2 separate regions of the Mus musculus genome follow, and region 1 is linked to region 2. Evidence: chromatin loops called from intact Hi-C (ENCODE). Cell type or tissue: left cerebral cortex. All regions are shown on one strand. Links, peaks and the distances in the headings refer to the core of each region. The heading gives the core; the rest is flanking DNA. Region 1 overlaps Mipep (mitochondrial intermediate peptidase). Region 2 overlaps Mipep (mitochondrial intermediate peptidase).

What was found. A loop is a pair of places that touch in the nucleus more often than their neighbours do. Peaks named below come from ENCODE experiments on the same cell type or tissue, not always from the same donor. Only the 100,000 strongest peaks of a DNase experiment are listed, where the experiment ranks them.
Region 1: it touches region 2 in a loop (4-fold over the local background); 5 of 42 quality-filtered maps call a loop at or near these places.

The regions. Positions count from the first base shown.
Region 1 is chr14:60,898,773-60,914,782 of GRCm38, reverse strand. Mipep (mitochondrial intermediate peptidase) reads right to left here. Exons shown (of 19, transcript NM_027436.3): 19 at 11,170-11,415. The coding sequence ends at 11,318. Among named protein-coding and RNA genes, the nearest start is that of Mipep, 120 kb to the right of the region's middle. In left cerebral cortex, for the core only: no CTCF peak of the experiment used is centred there; a DNase peak (open chromatin) is centred at 8,167.
Region 2 is chr14:60,840,132-60,856,141 of GRCm38, reverse strand. Mipep (mitochondrial intermediate peptidase) reads right to left here. Exons shown (of 19, transcript NM_027436.3): 15 at 12,860-12,934; 16 at 9,639-9,758. Among named protein-coding and RNA genes, the nearest start is that of Mipep, 64 kb to the right of the region's middle. In left cerebral cortex, for the core only: no CTCF peak of the experiment used is centred there; no DNase peak of the experiment used is centred there.

The sequences.
Region 1 (16,010 bases), core at 3,482-11,481, 60 kb before region 2:
AGAGATCAAAAGGCAGCTCCTGAACCAGAAATGAAAGTTACAAGCCTGCTGAAGCCCATCTGCACCTGAATCCAAATAACTCAAGATCCTGAGATAAATGGCTAGCGTACATCAGCAGGGAATGCCTTCGGGGTGAGAATGCAAGCTGATTATCATTTTCTCAAGGGAGACTTTTGAGCTTCTGAATAAAGTCATCTCTGCTTTTTGTTTAAATTCTTTTAATGAGACCCTCCCTGCCCCCCCCCCCCCGCCCCCGTCTGAATGCCAAGAAACCTTGCCTTGTCTTGGTCCCATGCCTCTACTAACTTTTCGAGGGCTTTTTCTGAAATCTCAGTGCAACCTGTATCATGGATTCGCTGCTGTGCTTTTCTCTCCAAAGGTTCACATTCTGGAAACCTGTCTTCCAACGTGACAGGCAGTGCTGGGAAGTTGGGGAGCCTTTAAGAGGTGGGGCTAAGTGGGAGGTAATTAGTCCAGGAGATTAACAACATAGTTTCCTTGGGATCCTGATTAGGGAAAGAAAGAGTCCACGTGACTCATACATGTTTATTTAGACCTAGAGAATGAAGGGATGACCTTTGCAGAAGACTGGAACTGGGGCAAATCGTGGTAAGCAAAAAATAAGCCAGGCTCAAATAAACAAAACAAAACAAAAAACCAAACAGGACCAAACCAAACAAAAACCCACAAAAACAAATAAACAACCTCCCAAACACCTCCAAACCAATACTTCATGCTTTCTCTCTTAAGGGACATCTAGACTGGACACACATATGTGTCATGGAAGTAGGTCAGTGGAACGATATGGAGGGAAGAACGGGGCAAGCAGAAAGAGGGAGGCTGAGGAAGCGATTTTATAGATTGTTTTAAAATTAGTTGAAAAGTGGCCCCAGAGTATCACTGGTGAATTCTTACTATGTGGCCTTTCTGCACATGGCTGGTCGCTCTGCCAGTTCTCTGCCATCGTGTGATGCAGCCAAGAGAGGATCCTGGCCAGAATGCCAACAGCGCACTCTCCACACTCCAGAAAGCTGAGGTCAATGGACTCCTTTAGAAAGTGTCCAGCCTTGAGCATTTTGTTACAGCAAAAGAAAATTGGCCAAGATAATCACTTCTATGTATAATAACCGATTTACATCCTGTAGAGGAGATAAGGGTTTATTTTCCAGGCTTTGAAATATCTGCATATACATAATCTTAGAGATGAGCCCTAAGTTTCCATTTAATATCATGATGCCTTGTCAGGAAAAACACAGGAAGGCCATTACAGTCTCAGGGAGCAGCCCCGGGTCACATTTCTCAGCTCTTCCACCAGCCTCAGCCTGCAGAACCTGGACTTGAACAAGCTCTCACCGTTGGAAACCAGAGACAGCAGGAAGCCATCAGCCCCGAGAAAGTTAATTATCTTTGGTGTAGTCACCTCCCTCTTGAGAGAACAGGGCTGGGCAGCTGACCATTCACTGAAGCTAAATTGGCCTCCCACTCAAAGAATAGAATACAAGAAGCAGGCGGCAGGAATTAAAGGAAGATAATCAGAGGAGGTCCATCGTGGAAAAATGCAAAGTATTGCCCTGAGGAGGACAGGATCCCAGCACAGTTATTAATGTCAGGGAGATAAAGTACTGGAATTGTAAACACAGAGAGGCCCCAGGGGACTTAGAAAAGGCCAGCAAATAATACAGGAGCATGCAACGCGATCTGGCTGGAGCAGCCACACGAAACACGAAGCATTCTGAATTGTGTAGTTGAAATAGCAAGCCATGGCCTGAGACAGCTACAGTGCTCCCTGTCAACCCCCAGGGACCTCAGCCATGGCCCTCACAAAGAGCAGAACACAGGCGGATTAGTAAGAACTGGAGAGAGTGACCACAGAGGGACAGGCATGGGCACCTGGATCCTGACATCTAACAAAATCTGGTGAATGTGGCTGAGGAGGCCAAGCTCGAGGAAAGGAGACCATGACCAGGAGGCCTGCGGATCTGGACAAAAGAGTGGCTAAGCCACAGGAGACACCAGGGAGGCCTCAGATCTACGAGATGTCTCTTCTACAATAGGTCATAATGTCCTCTGAGAACCCAGAGTGTGCTCCATGGGAAAGGGACAAGTCTTCACTCTGTCACTGTTATGGCACTATATGGGAATGCAAAGGACCCAGTTCTCTTCCCAGCCTAATTCACCAAGATCCCACTTCTGGGAGACACTGCGATCAGGGGCCATAGGGATGGTCCAATGCTCTTGGTTCCCTGATCTTCCTACGGCATCAGGGTTCCACTGATGATGGACGGATGAACAGGATGCAACAGAAGGCAGAAGGGCAAGTCCCGGGGGTTACAGAGGAGAGTGGCACAGGGTCTGATGGCATAGGGAAAGGAGTAAATCCTGCCAGTCTCCAAGGTCACTCAAGGTCACTGCCAGGAGGCAGGCTGATGCCTGCTGTACCTACGACAGCCCCAGGCAGCAGCTACAAGTGACTTGCAGAGAGAGAGAGAGAGAGAGAGAGAGAGAGAGAGAGAGAGAGAGAGAGAGAGAGAGAGAGAGAGAAAAGAATACTTCTGGCCCCAGGTCACATATCTGAGTTCTTTCACCAGCCTCAATAAGCAGAACCTGGACCATGTGAACAAGCCCTCGCCATCTGAGACAGAAGGAACCAGGTAGCCGTTAGCAACAGGTTGGTCCTAATGGATTCTGTTCCCTCTTTATCTGTTTGTAAGCCCCTGCGCCAAGTACTGACCTTAGTAGGCCACAGGGACAGTGACGGCAATGAGAGATGACTTCCTGGTCTCTGATCCCAGAAGGAAACAAGAAGTGCAACCACTCTGGTATGGATGCAGAGTTCATAGAAGGCAGGAGCAGGTGGCCTAGGCCACTGAGACAAAGCAAAGAAGCTAGAAGAGTCCTAAGGTGAAGGCCAGAACATTTCTAGGCATGAAATTCAATGCGGGGCTGAAATCCACAGGTGCAGGACTCCCACTGATTTCAAAATGGTCCTCTCTTGAAAGATGCCCGACTTTTCTGGGCTTCAGCTTCCTCATCCACAAAACAGGGTTAGAAGTAGTAACTTAGGCTGGAGAGATAGCTCAGAGGTTAAGAGCACTGTCTGCTCTTCCAAAGGACCCAGGTTCTGTTCCCAGTACCCACATGGTGTCTTACAACTGTCCGTAACTTCAGTCCCAAGGGATCTCATAGCCTTTTCTGGTCTCTGGGCACTACATACATGTGATAACATGCATATAAATAAAACCAGAACACGTCCCTTAAACAGTGCCTGCCTCCCAGGGTGGTTATGGGGTTTGTGTTAACCTGGTATAGCATGAAAAGGTAGTCTCTCTAGGCAGTGTGAGTTTCACATTCCCAGGCCCAACCAGCTAAAGATAGGAAGTACTCATGAAGAACTGTTTCTGCGCTGCACGGGCACACAGGCACCACAGTAAACATCTGCATTACATTTGCATCGTGCTGGCTGTTATCTGCATAGATCAGACACTGCACTGTGTGTTAGCGGCTAGGTGGACCCTGCTCCTTTTTATGATAGGACCTCAAGCACTTTAGACCTGTGACAGTCTTTCTTGATGCCGAGAGCCAACTGTACTTCTTCAACCCCAGGGGTTGGTTGTCCCTTCTGTCCCGTGTGCAGCGCACCTGGAGGAATTCCCGTTGACTTAAGTGGGACCAGGAGGCCAGGAGGCCAGCCGAGGACACAAGGAGAGCGGAGTGAGGAATAGTTCTCGGCATCTATTCCCCCACTTAACATTCTATTACTTTTCTTCATTGAATGTGGAAGTATTTTGCAATTACATAGTCTGCAAAACTAAAATTAAAGCCCTCTGGTATTTTCAGATTGCATAATTCCATAGCAGAAGGAAGCTGTTGCTTAAGCATGTTTACTTGTGGCCAAAAGAACAAACAAAAAACAAATGTCAGTTTAATTATTTGGCTCACAAGATGCACAATACTATGGCAGCTGAGGGGGAAAAAAAAAGAGCTCTACAAAAATATGTCACCACAAGATGGTAAAAATAGCCATCAAAGCAAACTGGGTGGATGCTTTATTGTTTGTGGTGCTGGGGAGGGAGCCCAGCCCTGCACAGCTGTCCTTAAGTCAGACCCTGGTCACTTGCAGCTGACACCGGAAGACTCATGAAGTCCATCACAGAAGTCTCCAGCCATTTTTTAGGCTCTAGTTCTGGAGGTCATGGCACATGGGACAAACATGAATGCCACCCCTACACTATGGCCACAAGGTCTCAGCAGGTCTCTTCCTTCCATAAAGAAGAAACCACTGAGCCAGGCATGGTGGAGCACGCCTTTAATCCCAGCACTCGGGAGGCAGAGGCAGGTGGATTTCTGAGTTCGAGGCCAGCCTGGTCTACAAAGTGAGTTCCAGGACAGCCAGGGCTATACAGAGAAACCCTGTCTCGAAAAACCAACAAAAAAGAAAAAAGAAAAAAAAAAAGAAGAAGAAGAAGAAACCACTAACTTCCTTTATTGGGTGGAGAGAACCCAGAGCCCAGTGTGTCTAGCAAGCTCTCTACACTAAACTACACTCCAGTCCACAACTGATAGCCTAATTTTTTTCTTACACTAAAGTGCACATATTATAGCCTTACCCAATGTCATGTGGATTCCTCAGGGTGCAAAACACTTTCCTAATGTGTGGCTGTCAGTTACTGTCTGGTTCCAAGGCCCTTCTTCCTAAGCTGAAACTTGGGACCATTCAATAAGAAACCCGAAGCTCCTGGTTCTAGCTTAGTGCATATGTTCTAATGCTTCTTAATAGTATGCAGAACTCTGCTGGGTGTGGCCCAGCTGGTGCTTCACTAAAATTCGAGAAGCCCCGAGTGTGAGCCCCAGCACCACATCAGGACAGATGTGGTGGCTCATGCCTGAAATCCCAGCGGAGTCGGGAGCATTGGAAGTTCAAGGTTGTTGGTTCTTGGCTACATAGGGAGTTTGAAGTCAACTTGGGGTATGTGCGGCCACTTGTGCTGGTAAGTTTTGATTGACAACCTGACACAACTTATGGTGGTATGGCAAGAGGGAACTGAAGAACTGCCTGCATCAGATTGGCCTGTGGCCTTCTCTATGACCGTTGACTTGATTGATTGCTATAGGAGGCCCTGGCCCACTGAGTGGCACTATCCCATGGCAGGTGAACCTGGGCTACAGAAGAAAGCTAGCTGGGACAAGCCGGTGAGTAAGCAAACAAATGGCATTCGTCCACAGTTTCTGCCTCCGGGCTCCTGCCTTGGGTTCTTGCCATGACCTCCCTCAGTGGTGGATTGTGATTGGGAGTTTGTAAGATGAAACACTCTCACCCCATGTGTGTTTGGACATGGTGTTTATCACAGCAACTGAAAGCAGACTAGAATCCTGCCTCAAAAAAAAAAAAAATCACATATATGTACTTGAGTGTGTGCATGAGTGTGTGTATGTGTGTGTGTGTGTGCACACGTGCACACATGTACTCCCCATTCCTAAGCACTGCACATTGTGTAACTAAGGGTATAAGGATCAAGAATATCCCAGGTAGGTCCCAGAGGGGTAGGGACACAGTCAATCAGAGACTAGAGTTTGGTCAGGAGTCTTGGTGAACAGGGCTCCTGTGCTCATAGGCCTGTATTCTTGATATCTCAGCGGTGGCTCCCGGGGACCTGGAAGGCTTGCTCTCTGTCTCTCCACTCATCATAAAAGCTTTCTTCTCTCTTCCATCCAGCTGGCAGAAGATTAAGCGGAGAGCTTCAACACAAGGTCCTCTCCATCCTAGGCTCCAGCTGCAGGCTTCCACCTGTTCTCAGGGTGTGCGGTAGCCCAGCAAGTAACGTCATAGCATCTAGGGATGAGTGTGTCCTTTCTGGACCCTCTGCATGGAGACTTCTGGGTTTGGACAGGACCTAGGTGTGCTGTGTTCTTGGCCATAACAGCTTCTTGTACCATCAGAACCTGCAGGCCAGAGTCCCCTGGGCCTTTAATGACAGTTTATCCCTGCAGCCCTGGGCAGTACTCCTTTGTCACTGACAACAGAGGGACACACCAATGTCCACAGAACAGGACTCCACCACGGCCAGGTATTATCATACTCATTAGGCCTGTTGTACTCCTAGTCCGGGGCTGGCAGAACGAATCAACTACTTTCCAAAAAAACCTAGACACCTCTGTCCAGATCTCCCAAGGACATTTCCTGGGTGCTCTGCCACCTGGAAGCTTGGTCACAGCCACTCTGGATGAGCTGTGAGAAGGGTAGGCACATGCTCTGGGCTCAAGTGGATGCTGTCAAGGCCTGGGGAACTGCAGCCCCTGGCAGCCACAAGAGCTCTTGTCCCCATACCTGAGTTCTAGGTTCATGAGGAAGAAAAATCATCTTTGTGACTCCTGGCCTCTGTCAAGACACCTGTCATATGACTTCCCTCAGCTATCTCTTGTAACTGCCCCTCATTCCATGCAGGGTTCCCCAAAGAGAAGTCACTGTGTCAAGAGGCATTCAGGAATAAGGCACCCCAGCAGGGCAAGGGTTCTTGAAATGTCCAATTATCAGGATGGCAATCTCCCAGGAATAGTCTAGAGGCCTCAATCTTTACAGGAGAAGCGTAAGCAAGAAGGGCTCCACTTCCCCCTAAAAAGAGTTAATAAGTGATCTGGGGTCAGGAAATTCCACCCAAGATTTGAGCAGCAGCACTCTGCCCACACATTCCCACCAACCATTTGGGACTACTGGTCTCCCTCCCCCACAGTCGTTCCCCATCCCTGATGCTTGCTGTGGGCTTGGGGGAACTGAAGGCTAGCACATGGGAAGTCTTGGGTAAATTCCTCTCTAAGTCCCTCACCATGTTAACAAACACAACTGGACTTTACTGCAGATGAGACATGGTCAGCTCCTAAACTGACTTGAGTTCTGTAGAAAGACACTGGTTCTTAGGAGTGAGTGACAATGTGGGGACATCATTCTCCCACTTACCATCGTTTGACTCTACTTCAGCTCCTCATGGAGTGGAAGGGCACCCATCCGTTCTTCACTTCAGTGCTGCCGTCAATAAATTACACGAGACACTCAAGACCGTATTATAAAATAGCTTCTCTGTTAGATGATGATGAAGTATCCTGAGAGCATTTAAGGTGAGCCAGGCTAAGCGAGAATGCTGGGTAGGTGGTGTACATTAAATGCCATTTCTGCTGAAGCCATTTTAGCTTACATTGGGGATATTGGGGTCTATCCCCATAATAAGTCCAGGGGCATCTGTGTATTAATCATGGGGCTGAGAGCTCAGGAGGGCCTGGGCTTTCAGTGAACCTGTCTGGTGGATTGTCACAGGGAGAGCTCGGGGGGTGGGGGGGTGGGGGGGCAGAAGGAGCAGTAAGACCTTAAGAAGCTGTGCTGGAACCTCAACTCACAAGTTTAGACTGGGGTCTGGCTTCATTCTTTTCCGAGATTTGACAACAATTGAATGCTACCAGCCAGTGACCTATGGAGACTGTATTGTTTGGGGGAATCATCTATCTGACCTCAAATATCTCAGATGACTCAAGAGTTCCAGGAATGCCTGCCATGTAACTGGGAGGTCATTTCAGAGCCTCATATCAATCCTGCTTTCTCTTCTCCCTCTCCTCCTGGCTGCTCCAAGCCACTGTTATGCCCCCCTCCCCCTTCCAGGCATAAACTGGGCAAAGACAATTTGTGCTGCAGATCTGCAATCGTGAGAGCTGCCTCCTTTGCTGTGGGTAAGCAGTTTTCTTTTTATTTGTTGATTTATGAGTTACTTAAAAACCAAACATGTCAAAATTAGATGGGACGCAGAAATAACCTAGTAAGAGACACATTTAAGAAGTGATAAAACATGACAAACTGGATGGGACCCAGGAACAGTGACAGAAGAGCAGGATTTGGCACAGCTCACGCGATGATGCTATGCAGTGATACCCTGGTTTTACCACATTTGGAAAATTTCGAGTTCTGATCTCCACTTGAAAACATTTGGTCCACTTGGCCTGACTTCCAAGCTTAGTGATGGACTCAGACTCCACTCTGGCTTGGGTTTCAGAAGGACACAGTGAATATTCAGGAGTGGGACACTGAAGCGACAGTTTGCCTTCTTTGCTTTCTAGTCAGTAAGAGTGTGGCCCAGAGGCTCCTCCCTCCAGCTTCCTGTCCTGCCTGCCCTCTTCGGCATCCATCTATTTATCCCCTTGGAGAAAATCCAGTTGGCTTTGTCAACTGAAGCTTCTACTGGTGACCATGGAGGCTGCTGAAGGGAAGCCAAAGACTGCTGATTCGGAAGGCTCCCCTCCGATTCATTCTCAGAGGGCAGGAGAGACCTTGCAAAGGTCAGGCATGTCTCACAAGGTCTCCTGCACACCTTCTGCTCCATTTCCCAGACTTTGAAACAGCTGAGAAGAAATGAACACTCAAGAGAAGAGATTCTTCTTTAAAGTCAAGGTTTAAGTGTAGATGGCCCCAGTTTAAAAGTGGTTCATCTTAAGATGGTGCAATTTCATGGTGCCACATAATATGATTTTGAAACGGACTGTGGGATTAAACGTTTGAACCCTTTCTCAAACTAGACATGATCCATCCAACCTGCTTTTGACACTGGCAGAAACTGTGGGTCCAAGCCAGGTATAGAAAATGCTTCATCAATTAGACAAGCACACAGAAATATCATCTGTCACCAAACATTACCTTTTCAGACCTGTCACCTAAGGAGCAGGAGAAAATGAGTGTCTTACAGAGTCAGGAAGAAGACTCAGAGGAGAGCTCTGTCAGGCAGAGTGATCTTGATTATCAGTGAGGCCTAGGCAATGGTGGCATACTGGACAAGCTGCTAACAGGAAGCACATGATCTCGACCCCTCACTGGTTGGTTCTTTCTGGAGTCACTCTCCCACAGTTCATCTATCGACACAGAAATGGGCTGTCTGGTTACCACCCACTATCAGCTGACAGGGCCTGGGGTCACTGAGAGGCAAGTCTCTCACATATTTGTTGTTGTTCTTTTCTAATTTTAATTGAATCACTGCTAATCCATTTTTAAAACTCTTAAAACCATATTTTAATACCTAATTTGTGTGTGTGTATGTGTGTGTGTGTGTGTGTAGTGGGGCACTATCAGGGACTTCCCTCCAGAATAAGACAGTGACGGTCATTCCTCTACAGGTCCAAATTGAAACAGAAAGAAACCTAAACTAAAACACATCCCACACAGAGGAAAAAGGATAAAATCACATTCTTAGGGTGTTGGTGCTTTTCCTAGTCTTTGATGTGTGACTTTCAAAAAAATTAATACCCTAGGTCATTAAAATATACATTTCCCTTTGGCTTTATTTATTTTTTTAATAAAAATTAATTGTCCACACATATACACCTGAAGGACTCACCATCAGTTGCCTGACTCATTTGCTGGCATAGACAGGCTAATCCTAGTCCGGGATCATCTCACTCCATGGGGTTGCTGCATGCATCCATCTGGAGTCCTTCATCGTGATTTTTCAGTCACGGCGGTTATAGCATCCCGGTGTGGAGATGGTAGTCATCGATTCCCAGTTGAGCCCCTATAGCTATGGGGTGAGGGATGACTATCTGGAGGTACCAATATATGGTTTGTGGGATGGACAGTTCTGGAAACTGCAAAGACCAAAGCATCGAGAAAGTAAAGCGATGGGCCCCAAGAACCAAGTGGAGTAGGGGAAGGGGCATTTTATGGGACCCCAGGACCTTCCCTTTTCCTAAATCCCTTCCCTTCCCTCCCATTGGTCCTCCCAGCCTCCTCCCTCGGACAGGCTCTTTTGTCCTGTGGTTAGTTGCTAGCTGTAGCAGTTGCCAAGTGCTCCAGGAACCAGAAGCAGGCCCCTTAAAGGGGCTCTCCCCAATCTGCCTAAATTCCCCTGACTATCCCACACTTCTGTTAAAACCAAGACTGATAAAGACACAGAGACTTGGCACCCTGGGGACACTATAGAGCCTGTCACACACCTCTTCTGATGGCCCTGAGGCTGGCTGGCTGGCTGATGACTCCCAGGACATTTCCCAGAACAGAGCTGGCATGTGTGAGTACAAGCCTACAAGGATCTGATCTTATGTTATCCAATCAGATAAGGAGAATAAACAGGGTGGGATGTGGCTCCACGTCTGCCAGGGCGCTGGAACTGCAGCCCATTCAGTCACCAGCAGCGCCCAACCCTACTCCTCCTGCTTTGATTGCTCTTGGCAGACTCTAAACAGGCTCCCAGGAGCTTCCCGGGGTTAGTGTGGAGAGAGCCTTGGATTGGGAGGCTCAGAAAGACAACCCTACACCATCCTGGTTGTGGGAAGCTCACCTCAGTGGGCCAACCGCTCTTCTGCATGAATCCAGAGTCGGATGTGCACATGGCGGGTGAGATGGGTCAGTAGTTCACGAAGGGGCCCAGCACAGCAGGTCACTGAGGAGATCTCTGGGCCTCATGAGCTTATAGGACACTCCTAGAGTATGAGGACGCTGAGTGTGTCCCAGACTGGGAGACCCTCCCCTCTGTTGTGGCTGGTCACATAGCAGGAGGCAGGAAGAGGGCGCTACCAGATACCACTTTGGAGTGAGAAGTTGTAATTCTTGACTTTAATGGCAGGAAAACCACCTAAGTCCATGCAATGATTCCTTTCCTCATGCTAACAACATGTAGCAACTCCAGAGCTGCCAATGGAAAGCAGTGGCTTCTGGGAAATGACAAACAAGGCTTGAACCTGTTTCCTTATGTACTCATGTCTTGACCCTCGTATGTCTCACTAACATTATCTTCACAGTCAAGACAGCAAAGCCTGCGTTCAAATCCTCCCTGCTCTGCACCCGTCTGTGTAGAGTCTAAAACACCCTGGAAAGACTGTTTATATCAGTAGCAATACTTGGGATTGGATTCTCGGTTACTGTAGCTGACTATCCAAGAGACTAGGATAGAGGTCTTAAGAAATGTTAGTGTTCCTTTAAAAGATAGGTGTGATCTTTTAAAGAACTCTTCAGATTGTCCTAACTTGCAACAATTTAGCATTCCGTGGAGTTTCTAATGCATTCAATTAAGAGATCAACAGAATGGCTGCAGTCTGGACACAGCCCCTGGTGGCACAGGGAAGGGTGGTACTCTATAATTAGAAACTTCTGTGGTTCACAGATCCACTAAAAATCCTTAAAATTGCCAAGCAGGTGAGACACGGTGTAATTAAAACATTACTATTTATTCTGAGTCCTGTCAATTTAAGGCTTGTCAGAAAATGTCTCCTCAGTGATCGCTGAAGCTGGAGCGAGCTTTCCTAGCTGGAGGGTCTGGTGACAAGGTTCTTATCCACGGGAGCCATGCTGCTGCTATTTAGAATCCAGGAAGAACGTTTCAAAGTCCAGATTCATGTCAGACACGAGGGCATCCACAAAGTCATCGATGGAAGGACACTTCTGCAGCATGCCTGTAACCAGAGCATCAAGACACTCACGTTAGCACCCTGAGACACCAGGGGCAGGACAAAGGGTCACCTTCACACTGGGGGACACTGACTTCTAAACCAGAGGTTGCCTCTACAGTCCCACCATGAGAGGACAATTCATTAAAGTCACAGGGAGTCCATGACCTGAGCTGTTCGTGACTTTAAAGCATTACACTCTTTAAGCAGCACCTGGCTGAGTAACTTAGGCCCAAATGCATTTCCCAAGAATTCTGTTCCTGTAGATATTACTGTCCCTTGGAATTACCAGATTGAATTTTTGAGTTATTGTTGACCAGGATAATTTAATTTTGAGTAGGTTGAATTGTAAGCACATTCTATACACTTCAACCCCACTGAGGTGTTAATTCTTGTAGAAGTCTTGTATCTGGGTCCCTCCAGACATCTCTCATCATCAGAAGGGAAGACAACTCAGACCCATAGAAATTCTGACGGTCCCAAGAGGGTACCCAAAAGATGCCCCACAAATAAGACACACTGATGGATTCTCCGTCTGTGAAATTCAGAATGGGTCTGGAGAGAAAGGAAGTCGTACAGGTGCCGTAGCAGTAGCCTTGGCAACAGGGTCTGAGGAAACATTCTAGAGTGACGGTTCTCTTCTCTAACTGGATAGCAATTCAGATTATACTAGTGTTAAATCAATTCAATAGAACCTGACAGATGCCTAAAAATTTTTACCATTACCCAATACCAAATGGCCAGCCTTGTTAACATTATACAGATCGAACGGGTTATATTTAGAAATATATGCATATGCATATATGTATGTAACAACAGTGGAAAAAAAAGAGGCCATGGATTTGTAAGAGAGCAAGGAGAGTATATGGAAAGGTTTGGAGGGAGGAAAGGAAGGGGGTGTGATGTAATTATAATCTTTAAAAAAATAAAAAGAAACAATTAAACAAATTACTAAAAGAACACTTAGTTTGAAACTTGTGCCTTTTAGAGGAGAAGCGCAATACTGGAAACCTACAAAAGCGTCTGTTGTATACTAATTTGTCCAGGATACAGGGTGAGGCTGGAAGAGGTCTCAGGAGGACAATTTAAGGCTCTGAAGTAGAGCAGCAGGGGACCAGAAAGGGAACCCAACTGGGCACAGGAGGAACAAGACCGTATGGACAACCACGGGCCAATGTGAGCGGCAAAGAACAGTCACTGGGTAATGTCTGAGGTGGCTGCAGTCAGCAGTGAGAAGAGACCTGGGATTGCAGGGATGGTTCACGGTCTACAGACAGGAACGAAGTCATTCCACATGCGCTTAAAAACTGCTCCCAACATACAGAGTCTACTAACTAGGCTGGTGCGGCCGAGAGCAATAACAGTATTTTCATTTTGAGCTTCAGATTAAATAAAGTGTTTCTATTCTTTCCGGTTCAGATTTTAATAGCCCCATCTTGAGAAAACAGGGACAGAAAATTACACCATGATGCCTTTAGTTGTACAACTTGAAGCACCATTTTCTTCTCTACAGTAAAACAACTCTCACGGATGAAAGCAGCTACTGTGCTTGTCCAGCTGTGCGGTCAGTGCGAGCATCCTGGTCTCAGGCCACTGCAGTAGCATCTTCTGCACTGCCCCTCCAGATGCAGGCAGGTACCATAAGCATGTACATCTGATTGGACAGCAGGGCAGGGCCCTCCCTGGGTTCCAGGTTTCTTGAAGCAGAGCCCGTATGTTGGAAAATCTTTAAGCATCGTTTTCAATCAATTATTACACAATTTTCTTTTAATATCCGAAACATTTCTATAATTACATGGCTGCTTGTTTTAAATTAAATGGCTGTAACCATCAGAGGGTAAAACCATTTACTCAGAGCCAACCTACACAGGTAAGTGTGACCATCCTGTGTCTTTGAAGTGGTTCACTTCAACTCTATAACCTGCCAGCATAAGTGTGACCTGGCTGCATCCTCGGAATAGAGCTACTCAATATACACCCTGTGCCAACTGCCCGCCCCATACCATTCGTGCACCTCAAATGGTGACTGTGGCAATGAGAGAGAGAGAGAGAGAGACAGAGAGAGAGAGAGACAGAGATCTTGGTTTTTCCTCAAAAAAATCTTGTGGAGCTAAATGGTTTGGTGATTTTTGTCTGTCATGTGACTGTTGAAGATGAAAGTGCAGGAAGTAAGAGCCCGGGACTTGGAGGATCAGGCAGAGTAGCCTCTGGGTACACAGCAGTGCCAATCAAAGGACCAAAGAGAACTACCCAAGTGTGTTACAAGTATCAGCATGACCTGATCCCACATACAGAATTAAAGACCAGCCCAGTGTTTCAGACAGTTTCACAAATGAGAAAAACCAAAGTCGGCGCTTACATTTATCCGTCCTGGTTAGTATTTAGTCAACTCAACACAAGCTAGAGCCATCTGGGAAGAGAAAACCTTAACTGTTAAAAATGCTACCATCAGACAGGCCTGTAGGAGAGTCTGTGTGTGTGTGTGGGGGGGGGGGGGCTTTCTTAATTAATGATTGATGTGGGAAAGCCCAGACCACGGTAAGCACTGTCACTCCTGAGAAGTATAAGAAAGGTAGATGAAGCTGGGCGTGGTGGCACACACCTTTAATCCCAGCACTCGGGAGGCAGAGGCAGGTGGATTTCTGAGTTCGAGGCCAGCCTGGTCTACAGAGTGAGTTCCAGGACAGCCAGGGCTACATAGAGAAACCCTGTCTTGGAAAAAAAAAAAGGAAGAAAGAGAGAGAGAGAGAGAGAGAGAGAGAGAGAGAGAGAGAGAGAGAGAGAGAGAGAGAGAGAGAGAGAAAGAAAGAAAGAAAGAAAGGCAGATGAACACGAACCAGAGGAACAGCAGATCAGTAAGTACTTCTCCTCTACAGTCTCTGCTTCAGGCCCTGCTTCGCTTCTGGGTTCCTGCCTGAAGTTTCTGCCTTGACTTCCCGTCACGAAGGACTCTAGGCTGAGGGGGAAATCAGCTTTCTTCCTTGTGCTGTTTCTGTTAGGGTTTCACCAGCACAAGAGAAAGCAAATCAACAGTATCGATTTACCTATCTACCTGAAAACTCAAAGAACACTTGGGTTTGAAAAAAAACTTTTGTCAAAATGTTCCCCTTCAAGTCCTAATTTGGAATGGCTGGCAGCTCTGTGGTTTCCTGGGAGACCCGACACAGGTCTCTATGGAAATCAGCATGGGGATAGGGATGCAAACAAGTAAGGGCTGTTCTGTGCTCACAGGGGAGAAAAGGAAAAAGCCAACGGCAAGAAAACAAGGTCAAAGTGCATCCAGACACACATGGTGCCTATCAGTTCACACAAGGAAACTGGGGCTTTAAGTCTCATGAACCCGCCTAACTTCAAGGGTCAAGCAACAGCCAAGGAGCCATTAAGCAAGAACGTTTTAACTTATTTTTCTCATTTTACTGAGAGGCAAACTGGCTAACAAAAGACAGTATAAGGCAGAACTCCTGCAGCCTCGCTGGACTGCTTCTAGGACCTTGTTTAACAACTTTGAAACATGGGCCAATTATTCTGGGCCTAACTAAATGATTTATAATATTAAATGGATTCTAGAACTGACTGCTGAAGCAGGCAGGTTTCCAAAATGCATCATGTGCTCCTAAGTGGCTGCTGACACTGGGCTGGAAAGAGTGGTGATGACAGAGGTGACTCACAGGGGTACAGACCCGGCTGATGCAGACTAGGACAGATGGGCCGGCTAGGGAACGGCCATTCAGGATGGAGTGTGCACTGAGTGCTAAGCATGGTGGTAAGAGCATTAACCTCCTGGATCTTTTTTAAAAAATGTATTTTTTAAAAGGAATTATGTATTTTATTTATATGAGTACACTAAAGCTGTCTTCAGACACACCAGAAGAGGGTATCAGATCTCATTACAGATGGTTGTAAGCCACCATGTGGTTGCTGGGAATTGAACTCAGGACCACCCGCTGTATTTTAATGTTTTTAATGAAGTGGAATTGCAGTGCACCCCTCCCTCCTTCCCTCCCCCAACTCCTACCAGTTACCCTCCCTTAAGCTTCTCCCTTGTCCCCTCCCCAACTCTTCCATCATTAGCCTCTTTTGCTTTGATTATATTTGTTATTCACATACATGCATATCTTTATGCACATATATATCAACAGGACTTGCTGAGTCTGCTTTAATTGTGTTTGGTTTCAAGAATGAGTGAGTACCTACCACAGAGACAGATCTCTCAGCCAGAGGAGGAGCCGTCCAGTTCTCATGGTTGTTTTCTTGAACTCTGGGAGTCTGATTCTATAACACATGTTCTTTAGGCACTAGAATACAGTTTTCGTGTTCTCTGATTTGGGGATATAATATCCGTCCTAAGAGGGCCATGTTCAGATTTTCAGCATCCTTTATGTGATAAAGCCTAAATGTATGGAAAAATCCTGGATGCCTACACCTTGATGTTGCGCATACCAACAAACCCACTGTTCCCAGCCAGAGTGCCCAGTAGGTCTGGGCAACTCCAAGAAGCATACTAGGAGCAATCAACTGTGACTATTTCAAAGGAGACAGTGACAGAAGAAACCGGTTTGTGTTGGCTGAGGAGCAACCTGTAATGGCCAAAACGTTTCTAC
Region 2 (16,010 bases), core at 4,828-12,827:
TGGGATGAGAGCAGCAGACTGTTAAGTAGGCCTCAGACGTCTCCAGAAAGACCTGTGTGCTCATCTTTCATCCATAATTTAAAAAATTAAATCAACAACAAAAGAAGTTCATCATTGCCTGGTGCAATGAGCAGCGATGCTAGTCCGAATTAATACTGGGACTAAACAGTGACAGCGAGTCTCAGGCGGGGCTCAGGAAAGAGCGAGCGCTCACCTACCGTGTGGATGTCCTGGGTTCTATCCCCAGCACCATTAAATTCATTCATTTGTAGGTTTCCCTGTGAAAAGCTTTATATGTTTAGAACTAAAAATTGAAGACAATTTTAAGATGCTTTAATGCAAAAATACCCATTTGCATATAGTTCTCTCTATAATATATATCAAGGTATATTATTCCCATACACAAATAATTCAACAAAAAGCTCTCAAAAACTATCAAGTGGACAGGAAAAAAGATCTCATACTGGGTTATTGTGGTGCATGTCTCTTAAGCCCCACACTGGGAAGGTGAGGCAAGATTATGTGTCCTAGGCCAGCCTGGGCTACATAGCAAACCATCTCCCAAGCCCTTCACACTCTAGGCTCAGGAAGGCTGTGGGATGAACCTCTGGGGCATGCAGATCTAGACTCCACAGGGCGGCCTTGCAGCTCTCTTCAGCACTTTGGCACACCACCTCTCAGCTGGCAAGTGAGCAGCTACTTTCCCTTGTACACACAATCGTGGCCACAGAAATGTCAGCTTGGGAGTCTGCTTTCCAAATCAAGCGATTCCAACATGGGGAGCCTTCAGAGCACACAAAACCATACGGTGAGCCTTCGTTTATTATGCTCTCCTTGGGAATCAGAGACCACATTCACAGCAAGCTCTCTATAAACAATACTCAAGCCACCATCTAGCCAACGCAACCCTAACATAATAAAGAGCAGAACATGATACTGTTGGGATTGTAGAAGCCGAAGTGGAAAGGAAAATAGTATGTTTGAAATAGGGGGTTTTGCTGATATTGAGAAATGGCTGTCCCCATGAAAAGGTCGTGTCCAACCATGCAGGCTGGGCTAGTGTTCCTCTGATGACCACTCCTGCACACTAGAGGTGTCATCACTCCATCCTCTGCCCTCACCTTCCTAACACAATCACCCACAGATTCTCCGAGATCTCTAGGTAGTAACTCCCCATCCACAGAGCTCATGTCTTGACCTATGTTCTGGGATATACATATGGTGACCCAACACCTAGACAGGCTACAGTCATGTGACATCACACTTACCACATTTCTTTACTTTTTTTTTAATTCTTTTTTTTTAAGATTTATTTTTATATATGTAAGTACACCATCGCTGTCTTCAGACACACCAGAAGAGGGCATCAGATTTCCTTACTGATGGTTGTGAGCCACCATGTGGTTGCTGTAAATTGAACTTAGGACCTCTGGAAGAACAGTCAGTGCTCTTAAGCACTAGGCCATCTCTCTAGTCCCCATTTACCACATTTCTATTCTCTACTAAGTAGTTGTTCCTCATGGACGCCACGTCCCTGACACAGGGTGCTTGACACCGGGTGCCTGACACAGGGTGCTTGACACCGGGTGCCTGACACAGGGTGCTGGCGCAGGGTGCTTGACACAGGGTGCTGGCGCAGGGTGCTTGACACAGGGTGCTGGCGCAGGGTGCTTGACACAGAGTGCTGGCACAGGGTGCTTGACACAGGGTGCTTGACACAGGGTGCTGACACAGGGTGCTTGACACAGGGTGCTTGACACAGGGTGCTGGCACAGGGTGCTTGACACAGGGTGCTGGCACAGGGTGCTTGACACAGGGTGCTGGCACAGGGTGCTTGACACAGGGTGCTGGCGCAGGGTGCTTGACACAGGGTGCTGGCGCAGGGTGCTTGACACAGGGTGCTGGCGCAGGGTGCTTGACACAGGGTGCTGGCGCAGGGTGCTTGAGCGGTGTCAGTTCACTTTCCACAGCATCTCCCGGGCCAGGTCTACCAGTCCTCTAGGCCGGTGACAGCCGAGCCCGGCCCTGAAGCCATGCTCCTGTTCTGCCAGCCTTCCTTTTCCTGTTGTTTCATTTCAGTTCGACTCAGGGCCACTTGCTGGCACAGCAGGAGAGTCTGGGCCACTCTTGCTTGGACAAACTTTTGGATAAAGTTGTGGAAGCCTACAGCCACCTCTTGCAAATCAGAAAGGCACCTCTGGTTTTTTGGGGTTTTTTTTGGGAGGGGGGTTGTTTTGTTTTTATTTTTAAGAAACACTGCTGGCCCATGAAGAGCTGTGACAGAAACCATGCCTGACCACCTACAATTCAACAAAGTACTTTAAAGCACCAATAAGACCAACATACCTTCCCACGTGGGAGCCATCTGTTCCTGGTCTGTACTGGAACTCACTCACTAGGCCGACTGAGAGGGACAGAGGGTACAGGCGCTCTCCCAGTCTTTCCCAGACCTGATATCCCTCACCAACTTCAGAGCAAGTGAGAACGCAGAAACACAAACCCAGTCAGTGTGGTGGTCGGCACACGCCAGCAATCTTAGTGCTTCGGTGGCTGCGGCAGGAACAGGTGAGTCCCAGAAGAGCCTGGGGCATATAAGGACCCGGCCTCGAAACACAACAGCAATAACCATGCAAATCTAGACTACCAGAGCAGCAAAAGTATAACACTGCACACAGTCTGGGCTAAAATGGAAGAAATGTGCAATCACTTTGAAAGAAAAGATCCTTAGGAGAGGAGTAAGTCATTAAAAATAAGCAACAAGGACTGGAGAGATGGTTCTGGGTTAGGAGTGTGCACTGCTCTTGTAGAGGGCTGCTGGAGTTCAGTACCCACCATGCGCTGGGTCCACATTTACCCCTTTCTCCAGCTCCGGGGGATCTGAAACCCTCTTCCAGATCCCGAGGTCACCATTACTCACTTGTGTATCACCACACTACAATATACATACAATATTCAAATAAAAATGTATTTTAAAAAAGGCAATAGAACTCCATCCGTAAAGAGATAGAATACAACAGAAAACCAGCCCGTGGGACTGTGATGTAAAATCACCCTATAACCAGCTGAACAAGACTTTTGGATTCCCAGCATCAAACTACTGCTATGGAAAAACAAGTCAAGTGCAAAGTGATTTAGCATAAATATTAATAAAACGCTGGCACAATAAGGCCACTTACTCACAGAGTCAATACCCATATTTCACAGGGAACAAAGACAGTTACAACAGTGATATGAGTTCAGTTTCCCAAAGCATGTCACACCAAGGGGTAGCTCGCTAGACACGGATCTGTGAACTCCTCCCTGGCTAGTGGACCTGTGTTTCTGTGCGCTGTAGCTTCTCATGGGAGAGACTTGGGCTTTGAAGCTAGTGATCCCTCCAGCATCTCCCAAATATGGCTGAGACTTTACTCCCAAGAAGAGTAACTAACACACATAAGGAATGTTCCTAAGATACATCTGTAACCATTGCCTAACGGCTGAGACCATAATGAAAGCATCCAGGTACTTTGCATAGATTCTGTAAGCCCTGCAAATACTCTCTAGGTTATCAGTCAACGTTTTACTCTTCATGGAATGAAAGTATTTGAGACAAACAACTCCTGGCGGGGATACTATGAAGTCACGATGACACTGTCTTCTAGCCAACAGGGCTGCTACCACCCATGTACTCTGTCTCCTTTGCTTTTGCTCAGCATCCGACCTGTACATCTGGCCCAGCCCTAGAGCTCACCTCTGCTTCTGCACCATCCTGTACATGGCACATCCTGGTTTAGGCCACCATCAGTTTTGCTATGGCACAGGACACCCTAGTATGGGTCTCTCAAAACTTACTCTTGCCCTTTACCCCATATGGTGGAACCAAAATCACCTTTCAGTAATTTCAAAGATTTTCTGAACAGCATGAATACATTTTGATTAATAAAGAGGAATGATCAACTCACCAGCCACACAGCCACCCACTGACGTAAGCCATAAATACTTCTAATATTATACACAGTTCCATTCCTGAGCCAGAGTAGTATACTAGCTGCACTGTGTGACTCCCTTGCTTTTGGTGGTGGTTTGAGTAGGAATGACCCTCATAGACTCATGTGTTTGAATGTTTGGCCTGTAGGAAGTAGCACTAATAGGAGGCGTGGCCTTGTTGGAGTAGGTGTGGCCTTGTTGGACGAAGTATGCCACTGTGGGGGTGGGCTTGAGGTCTCATAGCTCAAGCTATCCCCAGTGTGGAACAAAGTCTCTCAGCTCCTTCTCCAGCACCATGTCTGCCGTAGGCTGCCATGCTTCTCAGCATGATGCTAATGGACTGACCCTCTGCAACCGTAAGCCAGCTCCAGTGAAATGTTTGCCTTTCTAAGAGTTGCCTTGGTCTTGGTGTCTCTTCACAGCAATGGAAACCCTCACTGAGGCCACTGGTCCTGGATCTCTGCACAGCAGTAGAACCCTAACTGAGACACTTTCCTTTGCAGTCTTCCCGAGTATGCTCTCTTCTGCAATACTCAGTTTTACATGGCTGTGAGTTTGCATGGAAGTCCTACTTAGTCTGACTTACGTGATGGCGGCTTATGCCTGCTGGATTCAGTAACTCTGCCCCTTAGCTGCTCCTGTACGGTGCTTTTCATTTTCCTGCTGACAACAACCTGGGCTTCTCATAGAATCTTCCCCACTCCACTCCTCTCCAGAAACATCCACAACCTGCTATAAAGGGTCCTCTGTGTCATTCCTGGAACTGAGAGTACCTCTCAGCATGCTCTATACACTAAATGCAGGAGATGAATGCTGCCCTCAGGAGTGCCCACACCCAGTGTTAGCGGAGAATGCCCAAACTCTCTCCAAAATGGGGAAACCACTCTGCACTCCTGCCCATAGTACTATAGTCCTGTGGTGCCACGGCCATCCCAACTTGGTATTCTCAACTGGCATACCGAAACTGACAGAAAAAAAAAAACAGTAATGGGATATGATTTAGTCAGCATTCCTTGGTCAATGTGGGGGTCATTTCATGTGGCTTACTACATGCCTGTGTCTCATGTTCTTTCAAAATGTTTTAAAAATATGTCTTCTCTAGCAGGTCTAATTTTATTCTTTTTACTACAATTAAAAAGAAAAAAAAGGAAGGAGGGAGGGAAGAAGGCAGGAAAAAGGAAACAGGTGCATGGAAGTATCTACTTCTACTTCTTAGTTTTCCATTTTTATGAGAGTAGACTGGCTTACGTTATATTAAACTTACTACCTTATCCTTCAATCTAAATGTACTTAAATTTGTCAGTTTTCTGTTTTACATTTAATGCCCGTGAGACAACATGTTTTTACATTCACTGCTGCTTCCCACATTTGGGCTCCAACTTGCTTTATGGACAGTGTGAGACAGAGATCTGATCATTGAGCCTTTCACGTGTGGTATGGGTGCTGTCTTATAAACCGTGGACTTAATGGTTTCTCTATATCCACTGACCAGAATCCAGGTATGCTGAGCCTCTTTTAGGGTTCCTATTGTGTGACATGGCCATACCTCCTCCTCCCAGGCAGGGCTACTGTGTGAATTTCCACAGTCGTTGCTCTGTGGTGCTGCAGATCACACACAATGCCTTGTGCAGAGCAAATAGGCCTCTATTCTCAACTGTTCAGGAGGTAGAGACAGTCAGACTATAAGATCGTGGCTCCATGGGATACAGGATGCATTCACCATCAGCCTGGACAGCTTGGCTCAAGAAACAAGGCAAAGAGAGGGCTGAGCATACACCATCATGTCCTGCCCGCAGCACGAAAGAGGGCCGTGAGGGCTGACACAACAGAGGACGTGAACTGGGCGAAGGGACGAACTTTCGGAAAACAGACACTTCCTCGGCATCCACGGAAGGAGACGGGGTGGAGACTGAACGCTGACTTCCTGTCTGCTTCCCTGCACACAAGCGAGCACACATGGGAGAAGCCTGACAGCAAGAAGTCTGAGGCCCCGTGAGAAGCCCAGGAATGTCAAGGCTGAATGGCATCCCCTAGATGGCACAGCCTTTTCATGTTTAAAAACAACAAGATGAGCTGTGCTGATCTGAACGAGAATGGCTCTCAGGGGCTCAATATTTTTGAATATTTGATCCCCTATTGGTGGATATCTTAGAAAGATCAGGAGGTGTGATCTGGTTAGGGGTGTGTCACTGGGAGGGGCAGGAATTTTGAGGTTTCCTGTACCCTCCCACCCCCAGCTCCTTCACTTGCTTGTTATTTCACTCCACCATTATAGACTTTAAACCCCTGAAACTGTAACCCCAATTAAACACTTTCACATATAATGTGCCTTGGTCACGGTGTTTCACCGTAGCATGTAGACAACCAAGACAGTGGAAGTACTAAGACAAGTTGGTACCAGGAGGGAGCCAGTGCTATGACAGGCCTGACCTTGCTATGGACATCTTTGGGACTTGGACATAAGAAAGCAGTTGAACACTATAAGCAGAGCCATCCTAGCGGGAGTGTGGAAGACCACTATGCAAAGAGCAGTGTGGACGACTGAGGCCTAACTCTTATATTTTTGGCAAAGAATATGGCTGACCTTTTCCCCTTGCCCTAATAATATGTCTGAACTGAAAAGTAATGGACTAATTAATTTATTTGGTGGAGGAGATTTCAAGAAAGCTTAATGTTGACTCTGCTGCATGGTTGTTATTAATTACTCCTATGTAGGTCTACCATGAAAAAAAGAACTGGGGCAATTACACACACACACACACACTATTTTATATATATATATTAAAATGAGAACTAGGAAATTTAATGTTGAAGCCAAGGCTTGTGCTAAAAGAGATGTGGAGATAAAGGAGAGCTTGCTCAGAGATGGAATGAAGGGAGTGGTGCCCTGAGGGAAAGACACACAGCTAAACTTCCAACTAGTGAACAAGCCTGAGGAATTTTCTGCTCCTAAAAAGTAACAACAAATCAAAGCTGGTATGCGAGTCAAGGATGCCAGAGCTCACCCCAAGTTGGTACTCAAACTTGGCAGTGTCATCCATGAGGTTCTGGCGCTAGGGTCATGAGGGATGCATGAGTAAAGTGGCTGTCGAATCCTCCTCCGTGAGTAAGGAGAGACAATGAGTCCAGTGTGCGGCAGGGGACTCTGCATGGAGCCCTAAGAGGTCATTGCATGGAGCTGGGAACTGAAGCCTAGATTACATTGGAGCTTCCAAGAAGTGTCAGAACCATCTGATAACTGCCAAGAAGAGCGGCACACAAATAGAGGGACCAGCCTGAGTGAGAGAGAATTCCCTACCGTGCCCTCTCCTCCCTTTGGTATGATGTATAGTCTGTGCCACTCTATGTTGGAAGTACAGAATTTGCTTTTACATTTTACAGGGGTTATGATTAAGAGATTTCCTTGAGTTCCAGAAAAGAATGTTGAGACTGTGAAAGACTATGGGGGCTTTTGAAGTTGGATTAAATGCATTTGGCATTTTGACATGGCCACAAGCCTATGCCTATGGTGGTTTGAATAAGAAGAGGCTCTATAGGCTCATATGTTTGAATACTTGGTCCTCAGTTGGACCAAGTATTAGGAGGTGTGTCAGGCAGTGTAGGGTTGGCTTTCGGGTTTTAAAAGCACTGTGCCATTGCAGTGTGCCCCTTCTCCCTGCCTTGTGCCTGTGGCTCAGATGGGAGCCCTCAGCTGTTTCTTTACTCTGCCATCGTGGACTTTAACCTTCTGAAACTGAAAGCTCAATTAAATGCTTTCTTTTGTAAGTTGCCTTAGTCATGCTGTTTTATCACAGCAATGGAAAACTAACTAAGACATGGGGTAAGGGACAGTCGCAGACATGTTCCCTGCCACACTTAGTTCTGTAGGTCTGGACAGCGTCCGGTCTTTTCCCTATCTATGTTTATTTATGAGGCTCACTCCTCAGTGGTTATTTTGTATGGAACTGAACTTGCATTAATTTTTCTTTAAGACTTATTTTCATTTTTTGTTTGGGTGTTTTGCCCCCCACCCAGTGTGTGTGTGTGTGTGTGTGTGCTTTGTTTGTGCTTACAGCCTATAGAATATGGAAGCCAGAAGAAGGTGTCAGAGTCCCTGAAACTGGAGTTACAGATGGCTATGAGCCTCCATGTAGGCACTGATAATTGAACCTGGGTCCTCTAAAAGAGCAGCAAGTGCTCTTAACCACTGAGACATCTCTTTAGTCCTAACTTGCATTATTATTATTATTTTTTAGAAAGCTAAGTAGACTATTTGGTGAGAACAACAACAACAAAAAAAACCCCACAAAACCCAAAACAAAACAAAAAACACCTCACTGAAGCCCCACAAAGTTTACAAATTAGGTAAGTTATTGAAACCTAGGAAACTGTTACTATTCTGTCTTCCATAGTTAAGAGGTTGTTTTCATCCCTATCAACGTTCCCTAGTATGTATACTGAAGAGTTCAACAGATCACAGGTTAGAATAGTAAATGATAGAAGATCAAAAAATAGGCAATTGGGGCCATGATTCTATATATTTAGAACATTAAGCTTCTAAGACAATAAGAATCTAATGACTTGGAGCACTGTCAAGGTCAAATAGTCCTTCAAATGGCATATAAATTATTTCTGAACATATTTACTAGTGAAGCGACAGTGACCTGGGGGCTAGTTACAATTTAATGATTAACTTAGTCTTTGAACATCATCTGATGCCCAGTCCTTTAACTTGGCACTGACTTTGTCTTCCCATAGTTTGGAATTCTCTTAGCATTAATTCCTTATTGGACTGACTAGGTTGGAAGGATACAATCTCAAGCCATCTGTAGCCAGTTCGCCTCCTGAACAGGGGAAATAAAACAAACCCAGAGAACAACAGAGCTGAGAACAGAGAAGACACACATGTGCAGTGAGGTCATAGAAGACCTAGATTCAGTTTAGCTAGAGCCAGACACATCTGCACCTTTCCGGTTATAAGACTCAACTAATACCCTCTCTGCTTAAGTCCTTAGAAAGCATTCTAGTGTAGTGTCAAGTTTCCCTGGGTTCTTAACACCTACAACTGGGAAGCCATGAGAAATGAGTCTACACTGCTGAGCCAATCAGTTGATCCTCTTTCCACAGGAACCTGGGACTAACCAGAGAAAGTCTAACGTGCCTTTCGATCCCAATCTGTCACTCTCTAATCCTGGGAAGGACCTCACTAGGAGGCCCGAGGAGAGGCGAGTACTCACAAGACTATGCTGGTTTAAGAGGGAAATTAGAGTTCTTTTTCCAAAGCAGTGATATGAAGTCAGGCAGGTAGGACTTAGAAATGGCAACCAGTCTCCTGCCCTCTAGCTCAGCAGGGCACTAAACAAGACAGGATATAAAGAATATAGCACAAGCCCTGGAATAATGTAAGGTACTCAATAAATGTTAGTTCTCTTTGCAATGAATACTAGGAGAGTCTCAACATATATATGTAATTAAAAACAAACTAAAAAGAATACTGACTAATCCCGGGTTCCTAGGCATATGGGACACACTAAGAGAAAAGAGAAAATGCACAGAGCAGGAGGCTCCTCACATCTGCCCATGGAAAACTTCAACACAAATGCAGGGATCTCAAGTCCTCCAGGAGGTACTGGTGGTGATCTGAGAAATGAGCAGAGCCATTCACAGCGTGATGGATTAAAATGCAGACTTACAGTGTCAGGAACATAGGGCAAGCCATAGAACTGCTCTTGTGTTTCCATGAGGATATCTGTGGTTGACTTCTTCAGGGGATGCTGGCCATGGTAGATTTGATCCAGGGCGGCATAAAAGACCTGGGCAGACAGAAACCTCTGTTTAGCTTTGGTAGTCCATCCTGTATTTAAGATGTGGTCAGTCAAAGATGCCGTAAGTGCACCAGAATGGCAATTATGAACCACAGCTGAAAAGACTCACAAACATAAATATGTGTTATTTGAGACATACGCTGAACCACATATATAACCAGTCAAGAGCTTCAAGGGGTACCCTCGAGCTCTCCATAATCAAGGCTGCTGTTCAATTTTGAACCTTATCCATCATTAAATTTGTGGCCACAAGTCTGGAATTATGCAGCAGTTATAAATATGTTAAAAAAAAAATCAGAATTACAGCTTGTGGTCCCTGTATCTAACAAATCCTGTTTGGTTTCTTCCTGGATCCTGTTCGTCATCAGTGAGAGGTGTGAGGTGGTCAGAGTCTTAGCGTTGCATCTAGAATGGAAGGAGCACTAAGTGACACAGCTGCATAGAAAAGGATGCAGAAAGCATCTAGTGCAGGAGAGCATGGAGGGGCAGGGGCAGACCCTGACGCAGCTGCTGTAGGGTTTGGAGCAAGGGCCACAGCAGATGCCAGATCTTTATCAGAAAGAACAAAGGAAGCAGCTGGGGGGGGGGGGGGGGCACAGTGTGTGTGGGGAGGGAAGACCCCTCCCTCACGAGTGGAGGAAAGCGGCCGTGGGACAGAGGAAAGCACCAAAGGAAATGTGGACATAAAAATCTGGACATGTGAGCTGAGTGCTGGGGTGGCAACACCATGTGGATTTACCTCCTAAGAGGTTTCACCAGGACATCTAACCTGAGTGCTGGAGTGGTAACACCATGTGGATTTACCTCCTAAGAAAGCGGCAGTGTTTTATTTAAAGAGACAGTTTGATGTGCAATTACACTGCTGTGGTGAGTCTTTCTGGCTTAGAAATGGAATCTGCAGAGAATGCGCAGCTGCTGACTTGAAAGAAGTGAGGATTAGTTTGGATAAAAGAAAACATGTAAATGACCTCTGGCCCCTGCCTTCGCCTACATATAGAATTATGCTTGTGAATTATAAAGCTAAGTTAAGCCTTCCCGGGGAAAAGTACAGACACTTTCTGAATATAAACATTGTGTTCTTCAGGCTGGTTATCCAAACATACAGCTAAATACAGCGCTCTCAGTTCCATCATGAGCAGTAACAATGGAAAGCGATAACCCAAGAGCCCAGAGCTGTCAGAGTAAATGGTGATGAACTGAACCTTAATTCTAACCTCAACCGAGGAGGCACACTGTTGCCCTACTCTACAAACAAGCTCGAATCCAAGAGCTTTGTCTCTTCCACTATGCCTTTTAAACGATGTAAATGTGGACTTTTAGGAACACTTGCGTCCTAGTTTAGAGAGATTTAGGTGTGGCCTTGTTGGAAGAGGTATGTCACTGGAAGGGGGCTTTGAGAATTAAAGACTCCATGTCACTTCTAGTTCATTCTTTGTGCTTTGTGCTTGAAGTTTAGGATTCGCACTCCTGGCTGCCTGCTCCTGCCTCCAGGCCTGCTCCTGCCTGCTGGGCCTCCACTGCGACTGCTCTGCAACTGTCAGGCCAACTACTCTGTTCCTTAAGCTAGCTCTGATCACGGTGTTGTATCACAGTAACAGAGCAGTGGCCAGTACCCTCTCATCCAGCAGCTGCACTCCTGGAACCAAGCCTTAGCACCACACAGAAGTACTCAGTCCGTTTGTTAGACAGTGCAGGACAAAAGGAGTGCCACAGTGTCTAACATACCGGCTAGACCACCTCGGAACTTTTCTACCCACTTGTCTGTACTGCAGCTCAGGAGCAGGGCATAACACTTGTATCATCGGGGATGGTTCCCCTCTCTCAGGCTTATTCTTTTGGATGGGCAGAAAAGAATAGTTGGTTTCTGGTTTAAAATAAAATCATTGGAACAGTGGTTCAGAGAGAAAGCTCCATGAGACCTTCAAAAGCAAATCAAAAGGTTTCATTGCCAGGGATGCACATACATGAGATCCCAGCACCGAAAGGCTGAGGCAGGAGAATCACATTCTAGGCCAGCCTGAGCCATTACTGAGATATCAAAATCAAAACGAAGTTATAAAATGCCTTTCTCCCGGTAATACTATTATTAAAAAATTAAAATTATTTTTAATTGAACTTATATGCATGGCCACTGAATAATGAAAAATTCATGGTTATGGCTATATAACCATTCTCCTCACTAAAGAAGTCGGGGACTAGCCAGGTGTGGTGGCACACGCCTTTAATCCCAGCACTAGGGAGGCAGAGGCAGGTGGATTTCTGAGTTCCAGGACAGCCGGGGCTATATAGAGAAACCCTGTCTTGAAAAAAAAAAAAAGAAAAAAAAAAAAAGTCAGGGACTGAAGCCAGCGCCTGTTGCATGCTCCAGGTATACACTATACCCCTAGGGAGCATACATACCAAGACACAACAAAATAGAGCTCATTTATTGCTTGCTAGGAATTGGATTTGGTTTTTGGGTTTGGGGTAGAGAATTTTTAAAAACCCAAAGCAACTGGAGACCAGTTTCGATGTGAAAGAGCTAACTGGATCGTGACAGAGTGCCGCTGAGGTCAAAGGCGAGTGCGCAGACTGTTCATTACTGTTAAGACATAAGGACAAGACACTCCCACAAACAATCTCAGTAAGTACAAATATCTCAACAGCTGGTCACCGACCTGGCATCCAGTGGCTCATCAAATCGCCCCTGTCTTCATCTCATAACCCAGGAAACTGTCTATATATACTATCCTAAAACTAAAAATAATTACTGTTTAAACTTCACAGGAAGTGCCACAATTTGTTTTAAAAAACAGAAAATGAGTAACAATACAGATGGTTGGGTCAGAGCCCTAACTTGGCTCTATACTCCTGCAAGGCTTTGATTTCCTTGGTAAAAATGGGAAATGACCATATTTCAGATTTCACGTGTACCTCATACAGATACTGTGAGAATTTCATGTGTCATTCTGGCCAAGTTCTTTGAACCGAGATGAAAGGTGTTCAGAAACATAATTATTGTAATAAATGTGTAGCACTGGTGAGAACTTCAAGTTGTGTGTATATATGGGATAATGTCTGGAAAACATTAACATGAGGTGCACACATACCTGAAGCTGCATTTCTGCTGCTGTGCAAACCTTCTTAGACTCACAGAGACGAGACACCATAGCTTTCGGGAGTGGCTTCATAAAACAAAACAATATACACATCAGTAAATTGCTTAATAAGCCACCTCAACAAGTGTACTTCAGGGTCAGGAAATTTAAAAGTAACATTGCGTGGGGAAAAGAATGAATGGCAGATCTCATTATACTGTAAAAACAACCTTTGAATATTTTAGTTGACAAGATAACATGACTGAAGGCATTCCATTTAATTTTAAGAAGGACTGTCAAATAAGGGTTTGCACAAGAAAAAACAGGATTAGAGGGAGTGACGGTATTGGCACTGATCTTTCAAATCTATTTAAACCCCAAAGGGAATACTTGTGTTCCTTTGTTTCCAGCAAGTATGTTCAAGTGCTCTCTTAACTTTCAAGTGCACATAATAACTGACAAAGAGCCTAAAAGATTAAAATGCCGAGATAAATGCTATTCCACAGTGCCAGACAGGGTTAAACTGGACTGATACTCTCAAACATCAGCTTGATAATAAACTTCACGTTCTTACTTTTCCACCCTGGAAGACTACAAGGCTTGAACTTGGTATGATGTCCATGTTATTTAAGGCTTTCTCCGTGAAACTAATTAGACCTAATCCTATAACACTTACACACCGGGGGAAAAAAAACTGAACAATGTAGTTGAAGTGAGTAAGTTCTTCTTTACTGAGGAAAGCTAAAATTCCTTCTACGGAGAAACACGTTATCTAAGAAACCAGAGGCAGGTGAGTGGGAGTTTAGCTACTGGAGTGTGGGCTCATTCACAGCTGCTGCTATCTCCATCCCCAGAGCAGCGTCTGCCACAGGACTCTGAAAGGCTTTGCGTATGGAACGATCCTTTCCTGTGACCCGGTTACGGAGAAGAGCCAGAGTAAGGAAGAACTGACTCGATTCCTAATGAAGAAAGAGACAGTTTTGGAAATTCACAAAGACAGAGATGAAGAAAGACAAGTGATGCAGAAGGTGAGACTCCCTCATGCCCTTCCATGCTTGAACATTTGGCCTCCATCCTGCAGCACTGTACAGGAAGGTTGGGACGCTTTTAGGTGGGTGGAGCCTCAGTGGATCCCTGGGGAGAGGCCTTTCTATCCCAGCCCCACTTGCTGTCCATCAATCTCTGCTTCCCGAGTGCAGATGTAATGCAACTAACCAGCGTCCTGCCCCTGCTGCCATGTCTTCCCCGCCCTGACATTTTCTGGCTTCTCTTGCCTGCTGAAAGGGTCAACACTGTCACCTGTGCTCTGTCATGGAGGACTGGTCTGCATCCTCCGACTCAGACATGACAAGTTTCTAGGGTTCAGGGAGAGCTCAATTGTTAGCTGCCTCGTCCTGCAGTAATGCTGCCAGTGACCTGCCAAGCTTTCTACATGGTTGGAGGGTGGGACACACCCAACGGGTCAGTGTTTCAAAAGTAAAGCGTTCCTGACGGGAAGGCAGCAATGCTTGAGAAAGGACGGGGAGTCCGAATTATTAAAGGTGTGCATGAAGATGCCTGCAATGCTTCAGCGCGTATGACAAGACAGTATGCATCAGTACCACAAGCCAGACTCCGTGGCTTTAGCTACGGGATAGGTCACTGGACAAGTATCTGCAGACAGCCTGCCCTTCCTCTGACTGGTATAGTCATTGGCCAAGAAAAAAACAGAAATCTCAGCTCTCTAGGAACTTACACCCTAGCCCATCTTGGTATTTAAAAAAAATACTATTGAAAAACCGGACAGACAGTTTTTATTCTATCAGTTCCCCCAGGCTCAAGGGTCAAGCACAGGACTTAACCCCAACTTCCTGTAAAATGTGAGCATCTGGCCTCTAAGTATTCAACTGTACTAACACCTCGATACTGACACACAAACAACATCCCTCTAAGCTCACTTATGAACTTCTGCACCACAGTCCTATTAATTGCCATCATGCTATAAGTGGGTGAGCATTAGATGTCAATCATTTTACTTTAAATACTTCAAAGAAAATTATAAAATGCAAATTAAAAAGGAAGTATGCTAACGATACCAGCCAACTCCCTCATTCATCCCATAAACTGCCAGTGTAAGTTTCTGTTGTGCCGAGTAGGGAGGACATGTTTCTCTTTTCTCAGTTCCAGCTCTCTGAATTTAGGTTTCCATGTTAATTTAGATATTGTCCACTTTTAGAAGAATCCTGCTTAATCAGCATACTTACTGTTTTCTTTTGCTTTAAAAAGGTCTCTGAGGCTGGGTGTTTATTTATAAAGAAAGCAAATTTATTAGGATCAAACTTTCAGAAACTAGCAGTCTAAGACTAGGTGGCTCTAATAACGAGAATCTCCTGGCAGATGGTGGGAACATGTACAGAAGAGCCCACATGGAGAGACAGGGCAAAGGCCTGCTCTCTTATAACAACCTACCCAACCAACCCCAGGAATTAACCAGGGTCCCTTAAAAACCACAGTTATTTCTTCTAGGGTGATACTATGAAGGTTCCATAACCCCAACACTGCTACACAGAGGACCAAATTTCCAGCAAACAAATATTTGGGACATGATCCATTTCCAAATCACAGCAGACAATTTACCCATAATCCACCATACTCAAGACTGAGTCCTCAAAACTCCCTTATCAGTACCCCAAGTGGTGCCTGGCCATCAAGGCCACCGAATATTCTGTAGGTCTGATAAGCTAGAATATTCCCTGACATTTCCTGTTTAGCAATATTTTATCCACCAAACTACCCAGCCTGGTGCTCTGCCACAGACAAGCCCATGTCCTCCTGTACTTGGAGACGGTGGGAGCAGACTCTCTCCCCTGCTGTAAAACTCCACTGCACTGCAGCTGGTCCCTCGGAAGAAATGCTGTCTTGTTGGGTCTTTTTTTTTTTTTTTTTTTTTTTAGGATTATACGGTTTTCTTTAAAGTATAAGATAAAACATCATCTTCTGCCCCCAAGAGTCATAATCCTGCTAACTGCATCAGATGGAGGTGGAGCTATGGAGTAGGTGACAGCTGTGCCATTTGAAAATACAACCCACCATCAAAGCATTCTGTTATCCAGCGACAAAGCCATCCCCACACAAGGTTTTGTTTTTGTTTTTCATTAATGTCCCAACAAGTTCTCCCTAACAG